2 separate regions of the Homo sapiens genome follow, and region 1 is linked to region 2. The links are chromatin loops, found by intact Hi-C in ENCODE. Cell type or tissue: K562. All regions are shown on one strand. Links, peaks and the distances in the headings refer to the core of each region. The heading gives the core; the rest is flanking DNA.

What was found. Hi-C counts contacts between places; a loop is a spot of excess contacts. Peaks named below come from ENCODE experiments on the same cell type or tissue, not always from the same donor. Only the 100,000 strongest peaks of a DNase experiment are listed, where the experiment ranks them.
Region 1: it touches region 2 in a loop (6-fold over the local background); 1 of 110 quality-filtered maps calls a loop at or near these places.

The regions. Positions count from the first base shown.
Region 1 is chr20:30,495,443-30,508,346 of GRCh38, forward strand. No RefSeq gene overlaps it. Among named protein-coding and RNA genes, the nearest start is that of FAM242A, 140 kb to the left of the region's middle. In K562, for the core only: a CTCF peak has its summit at 5,218 (motif pointing right); a DNase peak (open chromatin) is centred at 5,141.
Region 2 is chr20:30,576,890-30,589,793 of GRCh38, forward strand. It overlaps LOC107987280 (a long non-coding RNA gene), which reads right to left and starts at 3,214. Exons shown (of 2, transcript XR_007067755.1): 1 at 2,427-3,214. It also overlaps the pseudogene LOC105379482. In K562, for the core only: a CTCF peak has its summit at 5,157; no DNase peak of the experiment used is centred there.

The DNA.
Region 1 (12,904 bases), core at 3,720-6,219, 82 kb before region 2:
CCAGGTCATATTGTTATCAACTGAATAACATATGAAAAAGTTTGGTTCTACTTCTGCCTCAACACCATACTTACTGTTGACATTTATTGTATTTTTCTGAACTGACTTAAAAGTCTAAATATCAAGAGAAGGCCAGGCACAGTGGCTCACGCCTGTCACCCCAGCACTTTGGGAGGCCGAGGCAGGCGGGTCACAAGGTCAAGAGATTGAGACCATCCTGGCCAACATGGTGAAACCCGGTCTCTATTAAAAGTATAAAAATTAGCTGGGCATGGTGGCGGGCGCCTGTAGTCCCAGCTACTCAGGAGGCTGAGGCAGGAGAATTGCTTGAACCTGGGAAATGGAGGTTTCAGTGAGCCAAGATTACGCCATTGCACTCCAGCCTGGGTGACAGAGCGAGACGCCGTCTCAAGAAAAAAAATAAAATAAAATAAATAAATAAATAAATAAATATCAACAGAAAGTATAATTCTGAAGTCATAACTCTGTGGAAGCTTTTTTGTCAGATATGGTTATCTTTGGGGTTAATTATTATAGCAGTTGAGTTTTAACACTTGATTTGCTTCTAAATCTGAAGCATTACATTACGAAAACATTTTTTGATTTGTGAATATGTTGTTTAATGGATTATATCTCATTTTGCAGTAGTAGTTGCAGTGCCTGAAAGATTGCCAAAAAAATAGTGCTAGCTTTTGCTGACACATGTAACAATCAACTTACCAATACTGCCTTCTCTTCCGATAGCTATGTTCTCCGTAATATTTTAAGAACTCAGTTCTTCATAAGACTTGTGTTGTTTTTGATTTTTTCCCAAGTCTGATTGACCCTTGTGTTGTTCTTTTTTAAATGTGTATTGTCTGTTCAGCTATTCTGCAGGAGTCACATTCTTAAAAACCTTAACCATATCAAAAATTGTGTTTAAAGGAGGATTATTCAGATTGGCAAGCTTTTACTAGGAGGAGTTTAAATGCTGATGTATTTCAGTAACTCTAAATACTGAGCAACTTTATTCTAACTACAAAATAGATAGCCTTTCTTTATTTTCACTTTCACTATTATTAGCACCGTGTTTAACACCTTTTCTTCATCTATAACACAATTATAACGATATACAAAGCCACTCAAATAAAGCAGATATATTGTGCTTTAAAAAAAGAAAAAAAAGAAGTCATTATGTGGCACACAGTGAGGTGTGATCGAATGTAGAATCTCCAGTGAAAACCAATGAAACAGGGTCAAACCCCGTGTCTACTAAAAATAAAAAAATGAGCCAAGCTTGGTGGCGCTGAGGCAGGAGAATCGCTACAACCCAGGAGGTAGAGGTTGCAGTGAGCTGAGATCACGCCACTGCACTCCAGCCGGGGCGGGGGACAGGGCAAGACTCCATCTCGGAAACAAACAAACACACAAAGCCAATAAAGGTGTTAAGGTGTTTAACTCAACGTGTCAGGCTCAGGTCTCTTGACAGGATACATCCAGCACCCGGGGAAACGGGAAACGTCGAGGGGTGGGGTGGAATCTATTTTGTGGCCTCAAGGAAGGGTTTGAAAGATAGTCCCGCAAACGTGACGGCCTAAGGAAGCCCCTCCACCCAAGAAGCGATATTCATTTGTATCCTGTAGCCACCCACGAGGGAGAATCGGGCTCTCTACAGACCCCCAACCCCCACCCCACCCCACCGCACCCCCCGGCCTCGTGAAATAAGCTCTCGCTCCGTCAGGCTGTATTCACGCCCTGTGGTTTTGTAACCTCCAGCGTGTGTGCGTGGGTTGCGGGGTGGGGTGGGGGCGGCTGTGGACAGAGGAGGGGATAAAGCGGCGGTGTCCTGCGGATGCCCGGGACATGGGATGTGAGTGGGGTGGCCAGAGCCTAGGGAACTCATCGCCTGTCAAGACGTCTCCCCTCCTGGTCCCCTCTCTGACCTACGCTCCACATCTTCACAGTTCACTGGGGACCTTGTGGGTGGAAGTCACCATCCCTTTGGACTTTAGCCGAGGAAGGCTGGGCTCCCAAGAGTCTCCCCGGAGTTGGGGTCTTGGGCAGGCTCACAAGGATGCTGACGGTGATGGTAACAGTGATGTAAGTTGGAGGCCTCTGGCCAATGCAGAGGTATCCATTTGATCTCGGTGGGACAGGTCAGCTTTGTGGACTCACGTGCGTCCTTCCAGAGACTCATCCAGCGCTAGCAAGCATGGTCTGGAGGATCCCAGCTCCCAGCAGAGGCACTTTTTTTCACACAGAATCCTGGGCAGGAAAGTTCTCAGCAGGTTTAGACCTCCTAGCCAAAAAGCCAAAGCCACTTCTGGGATTTTTTTTCAAAGAGCCAGTGGTTCCACAATGGGCCATGGGTAGTTGTGGAAATGGAGAGAAGTGTTTGCAGATACATATTTGAGACAGAACAGACAGGGCTCGGTCACAGGTCATGAAGGACACGAGCAGATGCACATTGAGAAAACCCAGCATCCTAGGTGAACAGAGGTATGATTTTTTGAGACGGTCAAGGGAGATGCAACCCCAGATTTTAGGGTTGGATCTTTATTAATATGTAGTATCTATGAGGTATCCAAGTCCAGAAATCAACTCACCAGTTCCGTACAGCATTCGGTAGGGAGATCAAATCTGGGATGTCTAAAGTTAAGAATTCAGGCCATGGTAATGGATTAGATTAGATGTACTTGAACTTATTTTGCAAAGAAAGAGAGGGTGGGAGATAGCGAGAGCCAGAGAGCGAGCGAGAGAGAGAGAAAGAGAGAGACAGACAGAGAGACAGACAGAGACACAAAGATACACAAAGAGAGAAAGACAGAAAGAGAGACAGACAGACAGATAAAGACACAGAGAAAGAGAGAGATGGACAGAGACAGAGAGAAACAGAAAGAGAGACAGAGACAGAAGGAGAGAGAGACAGACAGGCAGAGAGACAGGCAGAGAAAGAGAGTAAGACAGATGGCAGACACACAGAGAGAGACAGAGACAGATGGAGAGACAGAAAGAAAGAGAGAGACAGACAGAGGGAAAGAGACAGAGGGAGAGAGAGAATCAGACAGAGAGAGAGACAGACAGAGACAGAGAGAGAGAGAAACAGACAAGGAGGGAGAGACAGACAGGCAGAGAAAGAAAGAGAGAGACAGACATACAGGCAGACAGACAGGCAGAGAAAGAGAGTAAGACAGATGGCAGACACACACACAGAGAGAGAGACAGAGACAGATGGAGAGACAGAGAGAAAGAAAGAGAGAGACAGACAGAGGGAAAGAGACAGAGAGAGAAAGAGACAGACAGAGGGAGAGAGAGAACCAGACGGAAAGAGAGAGAGAAAGACAGAGACAGAGAGAGAGAGACAGACAGACAGGCAGAGAAAGACGGTAAGACAGAAGACAGACAAAGAGAGAGAGAGAGACAGGCAGAGAGAGAGAGACAGAGAGACAGAGACAGAGAAACAGACAGGCAAAGAGAGAGAAAAAAACAGACAGGGAGAGAGAGACAGGCAGAGAAAGAGTATAAGACAGAAGACAGACACAGTGAGAGACACAGAGAGAGAGAGAGAGAGACAGCGAGACAGAGAAAGAAAGAGAGATACAGACAGACAGACAGACAACGAGACAGACAGAGAAAGACAGAGACAGACAGAAACAAAGAGAGACAGAGAGAGAGAAAGGGAGAGAGACAGGCAGGCAGAGAAAGAAAGACAGAAGACAGAGACAGGCAGAGAGAGAGAGACACAGAGACAGAGAGACATAGAGAAAGAAAGAGAGAGAAAGACAGAGATGGACAGAGAGAAACAGAAAGAGAGAGAGACAGAGACAGAGAGAAAGAGACAGACAGGGAGAGAGAGAGAGAGAGACAGACAGGCAGAGAGAGAGAGATATAGGCAGAGAAAGGGAGTAAGACAGAAGACACACAGAGAGAGAGACAAGCAGAGAGAGAGAGAAATAAGACAGGCAGAGAGAGAGAGACAGAGTGAGAGAGAAAACAGAGAAAGAGAGAGACAGAGACAGAAAGAGAGACAGAGAGAGGAGGAGGAAGGGCATGCTCAGGAAATAATTACACATATTTTATAATGCTTTTGATCCGGTAAACAGTGGCCGGGGTGTGCTTTGAAAACAACAACAACAACAGCAACAAGAGCAGCAGCAGCATTCGATTACGGATTTCTAGAACATAAGATGTTCTGAAGTCTAGTAAACATCAGCCGGCTCTCACTACACGTTGAGAGATTCACAAAAGCACTAATTAACAGGAGAAAACAGCAGCTAACATGTCTTGGGGAAAATATACGTCTTCCTGAAAACTGGGGATTTCTACTTCACCTGAAAAGAAATACATACGAAAAAGGAAAAACATGAACAAAACAAAACAAGCCAACAAACACGGGCCAATGCACCGTCCCTGGAAATCTTAAGTGAGCAAAGTATTAGTTTTCAGAAAGCGTTTCTATTTTGGGAAAATGCTAAGAAGGCCCAGATTAGAGCTGTGATGCCCTTCCCATTGTGAAACTATGTTGGCCGGAGGGCGGAGAAACTAAAACATCATGATAAAAGGTGATTGAGACCCAGCCAGGGTGAAGCTTTCCTAGGGAGGGAGGCCTGAGGAGGGAAGCGGGGGAAAAAAACCACAACTGCAGACCCGCCCGCTTGCCCACGCGGGTCAAGGGCTATGCCATCGGCCCAAGCTGCCTCTGGGGAAGTGGGACCGTGCCACCCCCATCTTCAAAAACGGTGGCCACTGAGTGAGGCCTGAGGCCCACCGATGCAAATGTCAGCCTGGCAAGAATGAGATCGGCGGAAGAGGTGGGGGAAGGGGAGAGAAGACGGAGGCTCACCTGGGTGGCTCCGGAAGGTTTCCAAGCAGGGTGTCGGGAGGCGGGGGGTGGGGTTTGGGGGGAACCCACCTAACTGACTCACTAAATGAAGCTAAAGGGACGTGGGTAGTGGGGGGAGCCGAGGGGCGACTTGAAAATTAAACTGACCCCTCCTAAATCTCAAGTAGAAGAGTCTATGCGCATGAAAGAAACCAACACACAAAGAAAACTAAAGCGCTGATCAAAGAACAATAGGGCCCCCGCCAGGGCAGAGGTTCCCTAGGCAACTAGGGAGAGAGGGAGGGACCTCCAGAAGGGAGAGAGAGAAACCCGTTGCCCCAGGTTCGGTGAAGTCAGGGAGACCTCCCTCCGTGTGACCTCAACTTTCAATAACAGTGGCCGCTAGGTGATGCCCGAAGACAACCGATGCCTGCAAATGTCAGTCAGCACGGAAAAGAATGTATTTATTTATTTATTTATTTAGAGATAGAGTCTCACTCACTCTACAGCCTGGGCTGTAGTGCAGTGGTGCAATCTCAGCTCACTGCAGCCTCCGCCTCCCAGGTTCAAGCGATTCTCCAGCCTCAGCCTCCCAAGTAGCTGGCATTACAGGCACCTGCCTCACCGCTCCTGACTCAGTTTTGTATTTTTAGTAGAGACGGGGCAAGGCCGGTCTCGAACTCCCAACCTCAGGTGATCCACCCGCCTCGGCGTCCCAAAGTGCTGGGATGACAGATGTGAGCCACCGTGCCCGGCCTTAACCGTTTATTTTTAAGTCGAGGAACTTATCAGGGAAATATGAGAAGTACGGACGCCACACGTGACAGAGAGAAAAGTCTGAAAATGCCCCTTGCATCCAAGTGGGGACCCGGACTCGACCTCCCGAAATCATACACCGAGTGGGGAAGCCCAGTAGGGCCCATCTGTCTAGATTCTTCTCGGCCTCTCTAAGCACCTAAGCACGCACTTCTCACTTTCATGGAAGGGGCAGGGCCTCCCCGTCACGAGGTGCCTGACAGACTGACACAGAAAGAGACAGACATAGAAAGACAGAGATGGACAGAGAGAGATAGAAAGAAACAGACAGAAAGAGAGAGAGACGGAGAGTGAGTGAGAGAGAGAGAGAGACATGGAGGGAGAGAGACAGACAGACAGACAGGCAGAGAAAGAGAGTAAGACAGAAGACACAGTGAGAGAGACAGGCAGAGAGAGAGAGAGAGACAGAGACAAAGACAAGGAAAGAGAGAGAAAGACAGAGACAGACAGAGAGAGACAGAAACAGACAGAAAGAGAGAGAGAGAGAAACAGAAAGGGAGGGAGAGAGACAGACAGAGACAGAGAGACTGACAGACAGATAGGCAGAGAAAGAGAGTAAGACAGAAGACAGACACAGTGAGAGAGACAGGCAGAGAGAGACAGAGAGAGAGACAGACAGAGAAAGAGACAGAGAGAGAAAGACGGAGATGGACAGAGAGAAACAGACAGAAACAGTAAGAGAGAGAGACAGAGACAGAGAGAAGCAGACAGACAGGGAGGGAGGGAGACAGACAGAGAGAGGGAGACAGACAGACAAGCAGAGAAAGAGAGTAAAACAGAAGATAGGCACAGACAGAGAGACAGGCACAGAGAGAGAGACAGACAGACAGACAGAGAAAAAGAAAGAGAGAGACAGGCCAGGCACGATGGCTCATGCCTGTCATCCCAGCACTTTGGGAGGCCGAGGCAGGCGAATCACGAGGTCAGGAGATCAAGACCATCCTGGCTAACATGGTGAAACCCCGTCTATACTAAAAATACAAAAAAATATAGCCAGGCGTGGTGGCGGGTGCCGAGTAGTTCCAGCTACTCGGGAGGCTGAGGCAGGAGAATGGCGTGAATCTGGGAGGTGGAGGTTGCAATGAGCCGAGATCGTGCCACAAAAAAAGAAAGAGACAGACAGACAGAGAAAGACAGAGACAGACAGAGAGAGACAGAAAGAAACAAACAGAAATAGAGACAGAGAGAAACAGACAGAAATTGAGAGAGACAGAGAGAGAGAGAAACAGAAAGGCAGGGAGGGAGAGAGAGAGACAGATAGACAGACAGGCAAAGAAAGAGAGTAAGACAGAAGAGAGACTCAGTGAGAGAGACAGGCAGAGAGAGAGAGAGACAGAGACAGAGAGAAAGACAAAGAAAGAAAGAGACAGACAGAGACAAAGAGAAAGAGAGACAGAGAGAGAAACAGAAAGGCAGGGGGACAGACAGAGAGAGAGAGAGACTGACAGATAGGCAGAGAAAGAGAGTAAGACAGAAGACAGACACAGTGACAGAGACAGAGAGAGAGAGAGACAGAGAGAAAGAAAGGGAGTGACAGGCAGAGAAAGTGACAAAGAGAGAAAGACATATATGGACAGAGAGAGACAGAAACAGAAAGAGAGAGACAGAGACAGAGAGAAACAGACAGGGAGGGAGGGAGACAGACAGAGAAACAGAGACAGGCAGACAGGCAGAGAAAGAAAGTAAGACAGAAGACAGGCACAGACAGGGAGACAGGCACAGAGAGAGAGAGACAGAGAGACAGAGAAAAAGAAAGAGAGACAGACAGACAGAGACAGACACAGAGAGAAAGAAACAGAAAGAGAGAGAGAGAAACAGACAGGAAGAGAGAGAGAGAGACAGACAGGCAGAGAAGGAGAATAAGACAGAAGACAGACACAGTGAGACAGGCAGAGAGAGAGACAGAGACAGAGAGAAAGAAAGAGACAGACAGACAGAGAAAGAGACAAAGACAGAGACAGAGAGAGAAAGAGAGAAACAGACAGAAACAGAGAGAGAAACAGAAAGGGAGGGAGAGAGAGAGACAAACAGACAGAAAGGGAGAGAGACAGGCAGAGAAGGAGAATAAGACAGAAGACAGACACAGTGAGATAGGCAGAGAGAGAGACAGAGACAGACAGACAGAGAAAGAGACAGACAAAGACAGAGACAGACAGAGAGAGAAAGAAACAGACAGAAAGAGAGAGAGAGAGAAACAGAAAGGGAGGGAGAGAGACAGACAGACAGATGGACAAGCAGAGAAGGAGAGTAAGACAGAAGACAGACACAGTGAGAGAGACAGGCAGAGAGAGAGAGAGAGACAGAGGCAGAGAGAGAGAGAGAGACAGAGACAGAGAGAAAGAAAGAGAGAGACAGACAGAGAAAGACAGAGATGGGCAGAGAGAGACAGAAACAGAAAGAGAGAGAGACAGAGAGAGAGAGAAACAGAAAGGCAGGGAGAGAGAGAGACAGACAGACGGACAGGCAGAGAAGGAGAGTAAGACAGAAGACAGACACAGTGAGAGAGACAGGCAGAGAGAGAGACAGAGAGAAAGAGATGGACAGAGAGAGACAGTGAGAAACAGACAGAAAGAGAGACAGAAATAGAGAGAGGGAGTGAGAGAAAGAGAGACAAACAAAGGGAGGAAGAGACAGAGAGAGAGAGACAGACAGACAGAGAGACACAGAAAAAGAAAGAGGCAGACAGACAGAGAAAGACACAGACAGAGAAAAACAGAGATGGACAGAGAGAGACAGAGAGAAACAGACAGAGAGAGACAGACAGATGGGCAGAGAAAGAGAGTAAGTCAGAAGACAGACACAGTGAGACAGGCAGAGAGAGAGAAAGAGAGAGAGAGAAGTCAGACACAGTGAGACAGGCAGAGTGAGAGAGAGACAGACAGAGAAAGAGACAGACAGAGAGAGACAGACAGAGAGAGAGAGAAACAGGAAACAGAAAGAGAAACAGAGAGAAACAGAAAGGGAGGGAGAGAGAGAAACAGACAGACAGACGGACAGGCAGAGAAGGAGAGTAAGACAGAAGACAGACACAGTGAGAGAGACAGGCAGAGAGACAGAGAGACAGAAACAGAGAGAAAGAGACAGACAGAGAAAGACAGAGATGGACAGAGAGAGACACTGAGAAACAGAGAGAGAGAGACAGAGAAACAGACAGAGAGAGAGTGAGAGAGAGAGAAACAAAGGGAGGGAGAGACAGAGAGAGACAGATAGGCAGAGAAAGACAGTAAGACAGAAGATAGGCAGAGAGAGCGAGAGACAGAGAGAGATAGAGACAGACAGAGAGACACAGAAAAAGAAAGAGAGAGGCAGACAGACAGAGAAAGAGATAGACAGAGAAAAACACAGACAGAGAGACAGAGAGAAACAGACAGGGAGGGAGAGAGAGAGACAGACAGACGGGCAGAGAAAGTAAGACAGAAGACAGACACAGTGAGACAGGCAGAGAGAGAGAGAGACAGAGAGACAGAGACAGAGGGAAAGAAAGAGACAGAGAAAGAGACAGAGAGAGAAAGACAGAGACGAACACAGAGAGACAGAGAGAAACAGATAGAAAGAGAGAAGGTCCTAGCCCAGTAGCGATACAGTGCTTTTTCTTTTATTTTCTCTTTCTTTTCTTTTCTTTTTTTCTTTCTTTCATTTATTTATTTATTTATTTATTTGGAGACTGAGTCTCACTCTGTCGCCCAGGCTGTAGTGCAGTGGCGCAACCTTGGGTCACTGCAACCTCCACCTGCCAGGTTCAAGCGATTCTTCTGCCACAGCCTCCCGTGTAGCTGGGATTACAGGTGCCTGCCCCACCGTGCCTGACTCAGTTTCGTATTTTCAGTAGAGACGGGGTTTCACAATGTTGGCGAGGCTGGTCTCCAACTCCTGACCTCGGGATGACAGACGTGAGCCACTGCGTTCAGTGTACAGTGCCATTTCTTAGAAATCACTCTTTGGAACACACGTAGAGATTTTATTTATTTATTTATTTATTTATTTATTTTTGTGCGGGAAGGTGGGGGGACGGAGTTTCGCTCTTGCTGCCCAGGCTAGAGTGCAATGGCATAGGGGACTCAAGGAGTCAACCTATGGCAGGGAGGACACGTCATTCTGAACGTAAGGGCCACAACGAAAGGTGGCAGGGCCCGTGCTTTTAAAGGCACGGTGGTTCAGGCCTGTCGTCCCAGCACTTTGGGAGGCCCAGGAGGGTGGGTCACTTGAGGTCAAGGGTTTGATACCAGCGTGGCCAACATGGAGAAACCCCGTCTCTACTAAAAATAGAAATATTAGCCGGCTGTGGTGGTGCGCGCCGGTAATCCCAGCTACTGAAGAAGAATCACTGGAACCCAGGAAGCAGTGGTTTCAGTGAGCCGAGAGAGCGCCACTGCACCGCAGCCTGGGTGACAGAGCGAGAGAGACTCAGTCCAAAAAAAAGAAAAGAATAAAAAAAAAAAAAAAAAAAAACAGACCCAAATACTGCATTGTCGCTGAACTTTCCCCCAAAAAGGCCAGAAACCCCCTGACTCAGGTCAAGGAGGTGGTGTTTCATTTTACTTCTCTCTCTCTCTCTCCCTTCCTCCCCCTGCTCCCCCCTAACTTTTATTTCTTGTTCAAGCATACATGTGCAAGACTGTTACATAAGTAAACTTCTGACAGGGGGGTTCAGTGTGCAGATGATTTCATCACCCGGATACTCAGCGCTGTGTCCAACGGTTTTCCTGTTTTGTTTTTTCCTGAAGCTGTCTCTCCTTCCACTCCTCCCTCAAGTAGGCTCCCGCGTCTCTTGTCCCCCTAGTTCTGCCCATGCAAGAACTCTCATCTATAAGTTCCCACTTATAGATGAGAACACACGGTATTTAGCTGATCATTGCTTTCATCTTCGGTGGTGGCGGTGAAAGAGGCATGACACTAAATCGGCCCTTAGGACTCTCCCCTCCGTCCCCACCCCGCACCCCCTTCCCACACACACCCTCATTCCTGCACCCCCTCCTCAAACGCAAGAAAGGGAGAAAGACAGAAATTAAAGTAACAGGTGAGCCTCCAAGGCGGTGGAGGCGGGGGATCTCAAAGGGTGAGCAAGCGATGGGGGTCGGGGAATGTTTTGGCTGAGCTATCGAAAATAGGGGACCCACTTTCCAGCCCCATCACACCCGTTAATCCTCAGCTGCAGCCAGCCTTTGGGTGGGGTTGCGCCTGTCAAAGCTTCTGAATGGAGAGAAGCCCAAGGCTATGGAATGCATCAGCTCCAACTCCAGGAAGGGAATAGGGCTTTGTGCATATGAATGGGGCTTTACAAGGCGGTGCCTCGGCTTCCAAAGCGATGCGCCTCGCCTCGCCTCGCCCAGAGCGAGACTCGGTCTGAAAATAAATAAACAAATATAAATAAGAAAATAATTCATCAATAAATAAGAAAGAAAGAATCAGTACAGCGGTCGTGGTCATGAATCATTCTCCGGAGTCCAGGCGTAGTGGCTCACGCCCGTCACGCCAGCACTTTGAGACGCCGGGTCAGGAGGGTTGCAAAAAATGATGAGACCCTGTCTGTGGAAAAACATTTAAAAATGAAGGCCGGGCGCGGTGGCTCACGCCTGCCATCCCAGCACTTCGGGAGGCCGGGGAAGGCGAATCATCTGAGGTCGGGAGCTAGAGACCAGCCTGACCAACATGGAGAAGCCCCGTCTCCACTAAAAATACAAAATCAGCCAGACGTGGTGGCGCATGCCTGCAATCCCAGCTACTCGGGAGGCTGATGCAGGAGAATCGCTTGAACCGGGAGGCTGAGGTTGCGGTGAGCCAAGATCGCGCCACTGCACTGCAGTCTAGGCAACGAGAGAGAAACTCTGTCTCAGGAAAAAAAAAAAAATTAAAAATGGTCTGGGCACACCGGCGCATGCCTGTTGTTCCAGGTACTGTACTCTGGAGGCTGAGGTGGAAGGATCACTGGAGTCCAGGAGCATCCACGCTGCAGTGAATGAGTTACGATGGCACCACTGCCAGGGTGACAGAGTTAGATGCTGTGTCTAAATCAGTCAATCAGATCACTGGAAGGCACTTTCTGTGTCTTACTTTCAAAGGGTGTCCCTTTAGGCCAAGCAAGCACGGTGCCTCATGCCAGTCATCCCAGCACTTTGGCAGGCCAAGGCAGGATGAAAGAAGGAAAGGAGGAAGGGAGGAAAGAAGAAAGGCAGGATGGCAGTAAGGCAGGAAAGAAGAAAGAAGGAAAGAAAGAAAGAAAGAAAGAAAGAAAGAAAGAAAGAAAGAGAGAAAGAAAGAAAGAAAGAAAGAGAGAAAAAAAGAAAGAAAGAAAGAAATAAAGAGAGAAAAAGAAAGAAGAGAGAAAGAAAGAAGAAAGAAACAAAAGGAAGGAAGAAAGAAAGAAAGAAAGAAAGAAAGAAAGAAAGAAAGAAAGAAAAGAGAAGAAAAAAGAAGAAAAGAGAAGGGAAGACAAAAAAAGAAAATGGGGCGAGGGCATATCTCCTTGACTGGTGACGGCCCAGGATACAGTGGATCACAGCTGACTGAAGCCTCGACCTGTGGGGCCACAAGTGATCTTCTCCTTATCTCAACCTCCCGAGTAGCTGTGACTACAGATGGCCATCACCACGCGCAACTCATCTTATAATGATATTAAGATTCTGTTGGGACAGGGTCTCGCTCTGTCATCCAGGCTGGATTGCCGTGGCATGATCTCAGCTCATTGCAACCTCGGCCTCCCTGGTTGGAGCAACTCACCCACCCCAGTCTCCTGAGCAGTTGTGATTACAAGCCCATGCCACCAGGCCTGGCTAATTGTTCTATTTTTCAGAGAGATGGGGTTTCGCCATGTTGGCCAGCCTGGTCTTGAACTCCTGGCCTCAAGTGATCCACCCGCCTCGGCCTCCCAAAGCGCTGGAATGACAGGCATGAGCTACAGTGCCAGGCCCAGATAATCTTTTTAATAAATTGTAGAGAAATGGTTTCATCAGCCGACGCGTGGAGGGTGGGGTGGGTTTTACTCAGCCTGCATACTGTGAAAAGAGTGAGTGTGGTTTGTGAACTAGGTGTGGAAATTGTGTGTGTGTGTGTGTGTGTGTGTGTGTGTGTAGGAGAGAGAGAGACCAATCCCACCATGAGAACCCAGAAATTGTGTTTGATTTGGGTCCCTGTCTAGTCACCTGTCTGTCTGTAGATGACTGAGGATTCCACAAATGAAGGTCAGCAGTATCTATTGAGCTGTTTCTCCCTCTCATGCGTCTCATGTGTGTGGTGGAGAAAGGGAAGAAAAGAGGTTCTGATGGGAAGTTGTCTTCACGCCTGAGTAAG
Region 2 (12,904 bases), core at 4,011-6,510:
TTTTCTTGAGATGGAGTCTCACTCTGTCACCCAGGCTGGAGTGCAGTGGCACGATCTCAGCTCACTGCAATCTCCACCTCCCAGGTTCAAGTGATTCTCTTGCCTCAGCCTCCCAAGTAGCTGGGAATACAGGCGCGTGCCTCCATACCTGGCTTTTTTTTTTTTTTTTTTTTTTTGTATTTTTAGTAGAAACGGGGTTTCACTGTGTTGGTGTTTGCCAGAATGGTCTGGATCTCCTGATCTCATGATCTCCTGATCTCATGATCTGCTCGCCTTAGCCCCCCAAAGTGCTGGGATTACAGGCATGAGCCACCGTGCCCGGCCAGACCTGTCATTTTCTATTGTAATGAAGCCTCTCACAAATTTTGTCAGTGTTATTATAGTGGCCTCATAAAGTTAGTTGGAAAGTGTTTCCTATTTTGTTATTCTGAGGAATAATTTTGAGATGAACATGGTTTCTTCTTTAAATATTTGGTGGAATTCACTGATGACACCAGATTTCAATGCCATACTCTTTTATCTATGGATTACTTAAAAGTGGTTTAATTTCCAAACAAGTTTATAATTTAGGGTCCACCTAGAAGATAGAAACCTTACCAATTATTTGAAAAGAAAAATTAGCATATTGTAGAGTTGGTAGCTAGATTTCTGAAAGAGCAGAAAAAGAACTCTGGGCCAGATGCTGTGGCTCACGCCTGTAATCCCAGCACTTTGGGAGGCTGAGGCGGGTGGATCACGAGGTCAGGAGGTCTTGAGACCAGCCTGGCAAACATGGTGAAACCCCATCTCTACTGATAACACAAAAATTAGCTGGGAGTGGTGGTGCATGCCTGTAATCCCAGCTACTTGGGAGGCTGAGGCAGGAGAATTGCTTGGAGCCGAGACGCAGGGGTTCCAGTGAGCCGAGATGGCACTACTGCACTTCAGCCCGGGGAACTGAGCGAGACTATGTCAAAAAAAAAAACAAAAAAACTCTAATATATGATGGAAGTAGCAACTGCAGGAAGTAGCAACTGCAGCAAGCAGCAACCACCTGAGGTCTGAGGAAACAAAGTGAAGAGACAGGAATTACTAAAACTTAGAAGCTTGGAGGAAGGTCATGCTCACCTGAAACTCAGACCTCTAAGGAGAGGCCAGTGTTCAGCTGGCTCTGCTGTCTCTGAGCTCAGAAACAGGGCCCTGCAATTTTAGCACTTAGACATCTAAGGATCAGTCTTTGGGAAGCTGTTTAATAATGTTTATAAAGAGCCATGATGAAATAGGTATTCAAGTGTTAGAAAAACTGAAAATTAGGCAGTTGCTACAAGAAAAAGTACTGCTGGCTGGCAGGCACAGGATACAGTATATCTCCCTGCCCCCACCACCCCTATACTCTTCTGCTAATAGTTGCCGAACACAGAACCAGATTGGGGGTGTAGAGGTCGGGAAAGATTGGCTGCAGACTCCCCCATTCCAGCCCCATAAAGCAGAGTGAAGAATGGTGGGTTTGGAGATGAGACAATATTTATTAAATGCACACATGAATCATTTAGTTGTATTTTTATTGATTTCTAGCCAAATTTCACTGTATTCGAAAACATAGTATTTCAGTATTTTGAAATCCCATATCATTTTACTCATTTGTACAAATCTTATGTGCGCCTGAAAAGATGTGCATTTTAATTTTTGCTAGAATCTTTCTTTCCCCCAGCTTCATATAGGTGTCAAAAGTGCTGCAGAGATTCTAGGCTTTTCAGATCCTAGACTAGACCATCATCCCCAGGAGAAAAGTAGCCCCAAATGCATGACTCTCCCAACTGTTTCTGAATTTTGGCCCACCATTTCTCCATTATCTTGTCTTTTGATGTCTTTTGACATTTAAAAAGTTTGCTCACCTTTCCTCTGCTACATGTTTGTTCCAAATCACTCATTTTATTATTACTAGAAGTGGAAGTATACAAAATATTATTCTGTCCCTTTTATTTTTAAATTTTCATTTTTTCAAAAAAATCACCTATTATCAGATTGATCCTCTTTAATATGTAAACCGTATGGATTTTCAAAAACATTTCCTTGGAAAGGAGTTAAATAAAGAATCAAATAGTTTCATCTCTTAATAGTGTCTTTTAAGCCACTGAGCGTTTTCACAGATTGGTCGTTATGTCTTTTTATTTTCCTCTTCCTTTTCTGGATTGAGTGAACCCATTCACCGTCTTCCCTGAGTCATCCTCCATAAGACAACTTACAATATTTGCTATATCAAGAGCAGGGTGAAAATAGGTGATAGATTTTTCTCAAAGAAGAAAAACATTTCAAGGTTTTACAAGGGAGTTATCCCTTCCCATAATAATAACATTTTGTCTGTATCAGTACAGCCCTTCTATTTGCCTTATGACTTGCATTTCATCATCAGTAGTTAAAGCAGAGGAAACGTGGGAACCACTTACTGTTTCTGCTTATGGCCTCATCAACGGTTGCATCTGTTTTTTTTTTGTGGATTCTTGGCATCCACGTTCTTGTGGATCTTGCAACAAACACATTATGGTAGGTAGCAGCAGCACTATCAGTTTCAGACGCGTCCACACCAAAATGGAATAAAAAAGTAATCCAGTCAAAGAAAGGTTGAGATCCTGTATTCCTCAAATTCGGTGTCCAGTACAAATCAGCCCAATTTCCTTTAAGTACCTGCATTTTTAGCGCACACATCCCTTCCATTCTGTAATTCTTTTTTTTTCTTCCTGTATTGCAAGCTTCTCCGTTCTCTCCTTTGTGGGATATTTTCTTGGTAGGTAGGTAGGAAGGTAGGTAAAGTCCGCTTTGGTTGAGTTTATTTGGGTTTGTGTAGCGTTTGAAGAAAAATAAATTCAAACTCTAGGGGGAAGGGAGTAGAGCTTGACTAGCAGTATAAAATTAGATGGCTAACCAAAAGAGAATAGTGACTATATAAATACTGACTATCCAAACGAGAAAGAGACGACTTAAGGGGAAGTGCTGCCCTGCAAGAAATTCCGGGAATTGTCCAGAAGATCCACAGGGTCAGAGACACACGCGCCAGGAAAGGCGCCTTTCATGCACGGTCCTCTGGGGAAAACAGAGAAATATATATAGGAGCTCTCTGTCTTTGGAAGCATTTCGGTTCCAGGAAGGGAGAGTTAAGGAATTCCTCTGGGACAGGCACATGTGAAATATGATCCAGGCTCTCCGCTTGGCACCCTGCACTTGCGTCCTAGGCAGGCAGAGAGTGGAGAGTTTTTCTAGGAATTCTGGGAAGTGTAGTTTGGGAGCCCCGTGTAGTCGTGTAACTTCCGCTCTAGGAGGCTGAGGCCGTCTCCCTGATCCCGTCGAGAATTCTGGGAAGCGTAGTCCAGGAGGTCTCAGTAGGGAGAGCCACTTCCGCCCAAGGTACGCTAGGCCGCGGCCTTCTTTCCTCCCAGAAAGGTGACCCTCCCCGCCCTGCGTCCTGCTCCTTCCGTCCATACTGATGTTCGTTTTGCTGGAGGCCAGTAGCAACTGGACAGTAGCCCTAGGGGAGGAGAATCCACCTGCGGCGAAGGGTGGGATTTGTTTTCTTTGAGCCTTCTCCAGTGTGGGGCAGCTGGCGCATCTCCACTTAGCGCAGGGGGTCCGGGATCCTACATCTCAGGGACTGGGGATCTCCTGGGTTCTGTACTCCCCCAGCCCTTTCCCCTGACCATCAGCCAGCTCTGCCATTTCCTAGCAGTATAATAAAAGGCGAGTATCTTAATCTCTCTGCCTATGTTTCTTTTTCTTTAAAATGGTACTAGTATCTATCTAATGGAGTTCTTTTGAGAGTTAAATAAAAAGGCTTGGAACAGAGCCTGACAGATGGTAGAAGATGGGTCTCTTGTTATTAGCACTTTTTAATTTTCTGAGAAGGACTCAGTTCCCTGAAAGCTTCTGTGAGCCCAGGATGGGGTCAGAGCTCCAGCTGCAGAGTATCCCTGGCCCTTTTCTGATCACTGAGAGATTTTTCTTTAGGAGAGGATCACTCCGGGCTGTCTGGGCAGTCCACTGTAATTCATGCAGGAGTTCTGATTTCTCCCATCCTCCTTTCCTTCTTTAGCCTTGACTTCTTGAAAAAGGCTTCAGGGAGAAGGAGGGAATAACCCTTTGGCACTTGGCAGCGGAGTCTCACCTGAGTAGTACTTATCATCCTTTCTTCCCAGGGGAGACGATATTTCCTTCATTCATTGGCAAATTCTGCTCGAAGATGCCCTGATATTTGTTCAATAAATGCAGAAACGGATGAGGGAGAACTTGGGCATGAGTAATAAAGATAGTATTTAAACATTGAGTGCTGATCATTCTAAGAGTTTGATATGAATTAACATATGTAATCCTCACAAGAGCCCTTTGAGGCTGGGTTGGGTGCCACCATTCCCATCTTAAAGAAAAGCAAAGAGACACACAGCATAGATGGTTTATCTTTAGGTCACCCAGGTGGTAAGAGCCTGAGCTGAGATTTGAATTCAGATAGTTTCCATCCATTGCCTTAGTTCTTGATGTGTTTAGTGTCAGCTTCAGAAGACATGTTTGGATTTTTCTAGAGGACCGTAAAAGCGAGGTTAATGAGCTTTGAATTTTTTATTTTTTTTAGTTATCTGTAATTTAATTTTATTTGAAATATTTACGTTCATATTCTGATTATATAAATGATTGCATATTGTAAAAGATTAAGAAAGTATAGAAAGAGTAAAAGAAAAAAATTAATTATGCTAACCACAAGATATAACAATAACAATATTAATTCAATGTTTTCCTCTTCCAGTAGACTTCTTTTTGGATTTTTACCCACGTTTAACCAAATAGGCTTCATAGCTTTTATTTTTCCCTTAAGTTTTTACTATGGAAATTTATAAGCATAGCCAAATGTAATATGACTAAAATAATTCTGTGGAAGCATCACCCAGCTTCAACCTTTGTTAACATTTGCCTGTCTCGGATCAACTCCATGCCCCTTTTTTTTTGGTTTCAGTATTTTAAACCAAATCTCTAACATCGACTTAGTATAATATTGTTTGATTGATTGTCATAATTGTCAAACATTGATGATCATAAATTGCTTATATCCAAGACCGTGAAAGGGAAATGCCAGCAGCTACTCTAAGGTTTTCATTCGTTGCAGCTTACAGAATGGTCCTTACTTGAGGACGCTAGAGGACGCAAGAGAGTTGTACCTTGGAGAAGAATGGTGCTGAATTTTGTGTTCCAGTATAGAGTTTGCCTTGCCTAAGTCTTATAGCTCTTCGTTTCTTATTTATCTTTATCTAATCCATACACTGAAAGTTCTTCTATTTCTGGGACCATGTCATATTTTTCTCTATGTGTCCAGGACATCGTACAAAGTTGTTAAGTGTTTATGGTTAGAGTAGCTACTCAACAGACAGCTGGCATCAAGGATTTGCAGTGTAGAATTGGAATTAGGTATCAAAATAGAATAGAAATAACCCCTGGATATATTCCTTAATCTCACTTAATATTGGTAGGTTATATAATCCACCAACTATTTCAGAGTATTGAAGAGTTGAAGAGCAATGATTGGTTATGTTTCGATAATCTAAAAAAAAATCCCTGGAAACAAATTGTTAGAAATGATAACAACATTTATAGACCATGCCTTATAACTAAGATTGTGTTTCCAGGTTTTTAAAACAGGTTTTTAAGAAATGTTTCTACAGTAAAATAGACTATTTTGTTATTTTTGGTGTACAATTCTATTACAACACAGGCATAGTTTGTGTAACGACTACCGTAGTCAGAAAAAGAACATTTCCATCACCCCAAAAACTCCGCTCATGTCTTCCCTCATAATTACCCCTCACCATACCTGTAACCACTGGCAACTACCATAAGCACTAAAACTCTACAGCTTTGTCTTTTTGAGAATGTCATATAAATGGACTGATGCTATATGTAACATTTGAGACCGGATTCTTTTACTCAGCAAATTGCTCTTGACATTCACCCAAGTTGTTATACGTATCAATACTTCATTTCTTTTACTTCTGGTTAACGGAAGTATCCACTTTATGGATATATCACAGTTCATCTATTCACTGGTTGATAGACTTTTCCCCCCACTTTTTGGCATTTATCAATAGAGCTGATATAAACATTCATGTATAGTTTTTTTGTGCTTATTTCTGTAGCATACGAAGCCAGGAGTATGTTTACTGGGTCATATGGGAAATGCATGTTTAACTTTATAAGAAACTGTCAAACTGTAGTATCTGTACCATTTTGCATTCTCACTAATGATGTAGAAATTTCCAGTTTATTTACATCTTCATCAGCACTTAGTATTTTCCTTATTTTTTTATTTTAGCCATTCTAAGCATTGTGAGTTTAATTTACATTTCCCTAATGGCTAATGGTGTTCAGCAGATATTACTTTTTTGTTGTTGTTTCTTTGCCATCCTTATATCTTCTTTGCGGAAGTGTCTGTATGCATGCTTTGCCCAGTTTTACATTGGGTTATATTTTTCCTATTGTTGATTTTTGAAAGCTATTTATATATTCTGGATATAAGTCCTTTTTTGGATGTGTGATTTGCAGATATTTCTTCTCAGCCTGTAGCTTGTCTTTTCATTCTCTTAATAGTGTCTTTTGCAGAACAAAATTTCTAATTTTAATGACATCTGATTTATCGATGTTATCTTTTTTGGATTGTGCTTTTGATGTCATATCTAAGAAGTCTGCCTAGCCCCAGGTCATGAAGATTTTCTCTTGTTCTAGACGTTTTATGGTTTTACACTTAAATCTGTGATCCATTGTGAGTTAACTTTTTAATAATATGCGATGGTTAAGTTGGGGTTTATTTCTTTACATGTGAATGACCAACCATCCCAACACCACTTGTTTGGGTTTATTTCTGTACTATGTTCTGCTAAATTGATCTATGTGTGTATCTCTTCACCAGTACCAAGATGTCATATTTACTGTAGCTTGATAGTAAATCTTAGGATAGTTTGATTCCTCCAAATTTATTCTTTTTTTTCCAAAATTGTTTTTAGCTATTCTGGTTCCTTTGCCTTTCCATATAAATGGAATGCATACCTTTCCATGCATTTTAGAATCAGCTTATTTATATCTACCCAAAAATTCAGCTGGTATTTTCATTGACATTATGTGAAATCAGTAGATCTGTCTTTCTCACATTGAGTTTTCCAGTTCATTAATATAACAAGTCCGTTCATTTAAGTGTTCTTTAATTTCTTGCTTTAGTGTTTCATGATTTTCTGCATACAGATCTATACATGTTTTGTTTAGACATATGCCCAAGTATAATCAGCCAACTGGTCTTCGACAAAGTAAACAAAAACATAAAGTGGGGAAAGGACACCCTTTTCAACACATGATTTTGGGATAATTGGCGAGCCACATGTAGGGGAATAAAACTGCATTCTCATCTCTCACCTTATACAAAAATCTACTCAAGATGGATTAAGAACTTAAACCTATTTTCTGAACTATAAAAATTCTAGAAGATAACACTGGATAAACCCTTCTAGACATTGGCAAAGGCAAGGATTTCATGACCAAGGACCCAAATGCAAATGCAATAAAAACAAAGATAAATATCTGGGACTTAATTAAACTAAAGAGCTTTTGCATGGCAAAGGGAACAGTCAGCAGAGTAAATACACAACCCACAGAGTGGGACCCCTGACCCTGACCCTGAACCCTAACCCTGACCCCTAACCCCTGACCCTAACCCTAACCCCTAACCCTAACACTTAACCCTAATCCCTAACCCCTAACCACAACCCTCACCCTCACCCTAACCCAACCCTAACCCCTAATACCTAACCCCTAACGTCTCTTAACCCCTAACGCTAAACGTTGACTCCTAACCCCTAACTCTGACCCCAACCGCTATCTCCAAACCCTAACCCTAAACTTAACCCCTAACCCTAACACCAACCTTAACCCTAGGTTCGTTACTACGTTGGTATTGACTATGTCAATGTTGATTATTATGATCGCTGTCTTAGGACTGCACGGCAGCGAGGGGATTGCGGATCTTATATTAATATTTTTGTATTGAGGCAGTGCATTAGCATTACAGGTGCTTGTTACATGAGCAATGGGGGTGTCATATTTTGGGTGTCATTTCTGCATTAGGAATGCTGCATTTGTCTTCTGAGGCTGCGGTGTGGATCTCGCACTGCGGCCGCCTCGCCTTGGCTGGGGAGAACCTCGGTGGGCAGGATTCAGAGGGGATTTTGGTTTCCCGTTTTCCACACTGAACCCCTCTAACTGGTCTCTGACCCTGATTATTCAGGGCTGCAAACAGGAAGGATTTTATTCACCGTCGATGCGGCCCCGAGTTGTACCAAAGCGAGGCAGTGCCCCCAAGGTCTGTGCTGAGCAGAACGCAGCTCCGCCCTCGCGGTGCTCCCGGCCCGCCCGCCCGGGTCTGTGCTGAGAACGCTGCTCCGCCTTCGCTGTATCTCCGAAGTCTGTGCAGAGGAGAACTCAGCTCCGCCCTCGCGATGCTCTCCGGGTCTGTGCTGAGGAGAACTCAGCTCAGCCCTCGCAAAGGCCCAGCGCCGGCGCAGGCGCAGGGGCAGGGAGGCGCCCAGCAGCGAGGCAGGTGGCACCACCAGGGGGCCCTCAAGCCTGGCGCGCACGCATTCCAGACGACACCCAGACCATGCTCCGCCGCCTGGGCGCCCAAGCTGCAGTCGCCCTCTGTGTGCAGGCAGCAGCTGCCTAGCAACCCCCGAGCCCGCTCGCGCTCCCAGCATCGCAGAACCAGGGCCAGGTATCCCAGTGGCTGCGGCCAAGCCAGGCGTTCTGCCCGGCGGCGGCGGCTGCACAGGAGCCAGAACTGAGAACCCGCCGCTCAGCCCCACTCGGGGTGACTGCCGAGTGCCCGTGCCAGCGGCCCCGATCTCCCTCAGATGGAGGAGTGGGCGAGAGGCACGGCCTGGGGGCCCTCAGGCTGGGCGCGCTGGCGATCCCAAGGCCGACCAGGCCATGCACCTCCAGCCCGCCTGGGCACCTAAGCTGCAGCCGCCTTCTGTGTGCAGGCAGCAGCCTCCAGGCAACTCCCGAGCCCGCCCGCACTCCCCACATCTCGGAACCAGGGCCAGATGTCCCTGTGGCTGCGGCGAAGCCAGGCGGTCTGCCCTGCAGCAGCTGCACGGGGGCGGGAACCGGCCCTCAGCCCCATCCCGGGTGGCTGTAGAGGACCCCTGGCTGGAGGTCTCGAGCTCTGGCAGAGGAGGACCCGGGCGGGGGCAGGGTCTGGCGGGCTCTCAGGCCAGGGGCACTCGTGATCCAGAGGCCGCCCAGGCCATGCTCCACCACCTGGGCGCCCAGCTACAGGCGCCGGGCAACTTCCAAGCTGGCTGGCGCGCCCAGCCTCGCAGAACCGGGGCTAGATGTCGCCGTGACTGAGGCCAAGTCAGGCGGTCTGCCCGGAGGCGGCTGCACCGGGGCAGGAACCGACCCTCAGCCCCATCCCCGGTGGCTGCAGACGGCCCCTGGAGCGGCCCCGATCTCTCTTCGGAGGAGAAGAGGGGCGGGAGTCACGGCCAGGGGGGCCCTCAGGAGGGAAGGGATGAGCGCCTGCGATTCCGGGAAGTCCCGCGCCAGCCCAGGAGAACCCGCAAGCCAGCGGCGCCTGTTTCTCTGTGTGATTCTTTGAGGAACCACCAAACTGTTTTCCACAGCAAGTGCATCATTTTCTGTTCCTAGCAGCCAGTTCATGAGGGCTCCAATTTCTCCACCTCCTTAGCAACATTGATTTTCTGTGTCGTTGTTATGAAAGCCTTACCAGTGGATGCAAAGTGGCATCTCATTTGGGTTTTGTCTTGCATTTTATTAATGAATAATGGTGTTTAGCATCTTTTCTTGTCCTTCTTAGACATTTGTGTATCTTCTTTGAAGAAATGTCTATTCAAGTCCTTTGCCTCTTTTTTAATTGGGATCTTAGAAATTCTGTTGTTGAGTTGTGGGATATTAAGCTTTTATCAGATAAACACATTGATTTTAGCAGATACATATTTTCTCACATACTATGGGTTGTCTTTTCACTCCCTTGATAGTATCCTTTGATGCATAAAGGGTTTTTATTTTGATTGAATCTAATTTACATGTATTTTCTTTTGTTATCTGTGCTTTTCTGTCGTATTTCAAAATACACTTAAAACTCAAAGGTCATAAAGATGTACTGTGTGTTTTCTTCTAAGAGTTACATATTTTTAGTCCTTACATTTAAGTCTTTTATTAATTTAGAATTAATTTTTGTATATACTGCAAGGTAGGGGTCTAACTTCTCTCCTGTGCACTGACATCCAGCTGTTGAAGAGACTGTTCTTTCCTCTCTTGACTAGACTTGGCCACCTTGTTGAACAGTCATTGACCATATATGTGAGGACTAATTTGTAGGATCTCAAATCTGTTCTATTGTATTGGTCTAAAAGTCTATTGGTCTTATGCCAGTACCACACTCTCTTGATGACTGTAGATTGGTAGTAGGCTGTGAAACTGAAAAATGTGAATTTTCCAATGTTCTTTTTCAAGACTGTTTTGTCTGTCAGATCCTTTGAATTTTTGTATGATTTTAGAATGAGTTTCTTTGTTTCTGCAAAAATGCCTTTGGGATTTTGATGATATTGCATTGAATCTGTAGATACTTTAGATGGTATTGTCATCTTAACAATATTGTCTTACAACCCGTGAACACAGAATGTCTTTCCAGTTATTTCCACTCTCTTTATTTTTTTTCAGCAAAGTTTTGTGTATACCACCATGGTTACATTTATGCCTGAATAACTTATTCTTTGATGCTATTATAAATGGAATTTTTAAAATGTTTTCATAGTTATTTACAACTAAATAGAAATATAGCTCATTTGCCTATGTTTGTTTTGCATCCTGCCTCTTTTATTAGTTATAAATGGTTTTGTGTTTTGTTTGGAGCTTTATACCCATAAGATCATGTGTAGATATAATTTTACACCTATTTTTTATTTCTAATGTAGATGCCTTTTACTTCTTTGTCTTGCCTAATTGCTCTGGCTAGAACTGCCAGTGCTACATTGAATAGAAGTGGCAAATGCACCATCCTTGTCTTGTTCTAGATGTTAGGAAAACAGCTTTCAGTGTTTCATCATTGATCATGATATTAACTGTTGGGTTTTTGTACATCCCATTGTCATGTTGCAGAAGATCCCTTCTATGCCTAGTTTACTGAGTATTTTTATTATAGAAGGATGTTGTATTTCATCAATGTTTTTTCTGCATCAATTGAAACAATAACATGCTTATTCATTTTAGTGTTACAGTATATTACATTGATTGATTTTTTATATGTTGAGCCACACTTGCATTTTGGGGATAAATCTCAAAGGGTGATAGTTTACAATCCTTTGATTACGCAGTATTGCTGCTAGTATTTTGCTAGTATTGCTAGCATTTTGCTGAGATTTTTGCTTATATATCATAAGGGATATTGTGCTGTAGTTCTCTCTTTTGTGCTCTCTTTGGCTTTGGTATAAGGATAATGCTGTTATCAAAAAATGAATTAGCAAGTATTCCTTCTTCATATATTTTGTCAGAAGAGTTTGAGAAGAAATGGTATTAATTCTTCTTTAAATGTTAGGTTGACTCAGCAGTTAATGCAGCTATTTGGTCATAAATGTTTCTTTGTTAATCGCTTTTGATTACTAATTCAATCTCCTAGGTTATAGATCTGTTCAGATTTTCTCTTTCTTCTTGAGCCACTTTGGTAGTTTGTGTCTTTCTAGTGATTCATCCATTTCATCCAGGGCACCTAATTTGTTGTTAGACAGTTGTTCACAGTATACTCCTGTAATCCTTTTGTAGTTCTGTAAAGTTGGTTGTAATGGCTCTGCTTTCATTTATTATTTTAATAATTAGTCTTCCATCTTTTGCTCAGTCAATATAATGAAAGGCTTGATCTTTCAAAGAATCTTTTTTGGGTCCAACAAATGTATACCTTCTGTGTATTGATTTATGTATTCCCCTGTAATTTCTCCCTCTCTAAAATGGAAAATCAACTGCAATTCAGCTGCTTTGCATGCAGTTTCTCAGGACTCCTTAAACCTGTGATTCACTGGGCCACAGTCATTCATATAAGCTCAAAATAAGCCTCTTTAAAATCCCTCAAAGAGTTTGGTTTTTCTTCTAAAATTTTGTAATATAAATTATACGTAAATCATGGTAGTTGGCATTTTTCCACGCATCATAAGTTGTCTCACAGTGACCAAATGCAACTTGCAGAAAATAATTGGATATTATCTTCAAAATAATAGCAATCTTACTTCAGATGTTCTTTATCCAACATAGATTTAATACCTAAGAGATAACCTATAACATAAAGATTCATTAATTATGTCATCTTCTCCACCATTATCCATGATGATCACATACTTTGGAACTTATTCTATGGAGAATAGCCTAAAGTGAAGTCATAATAATGATACATTGTTATGCATTATCTGTCTTCTTCTTCTTTTTTTTTTTTTTGAGACACAGTCTTGCTCTTGTTGCCCAGGCTGGAGTGCAATGGTGTGATCTCAGTTCACTGCAACCTCTGCCTCTGGTGTTCAAGTGATTCTCCTAACTCAGCCTTTCAAGTAGCTGGGATTGCAGGTGCACACCACCATACCTGGCTAATTTTTATATTTTTAGTAGAGACGTGGTTTTGCCATGTTGGCCAGGCTGGTCTCAAATGCATTATGTGTCTTCTGAGAGTGGTCAGGGGATTCACTCTAGCTTAATTGTCACTTCTTACAGTGAGTGCTGAGGTTTGTATTAAGATTTTACATTTTGAATGTATTTATTAGGACCTGATTACACTCTCTTACGCTCTGACCAAACAATATGAATTCTATAAATTTTAATTCTATATCACTTCTCCAGGTACATA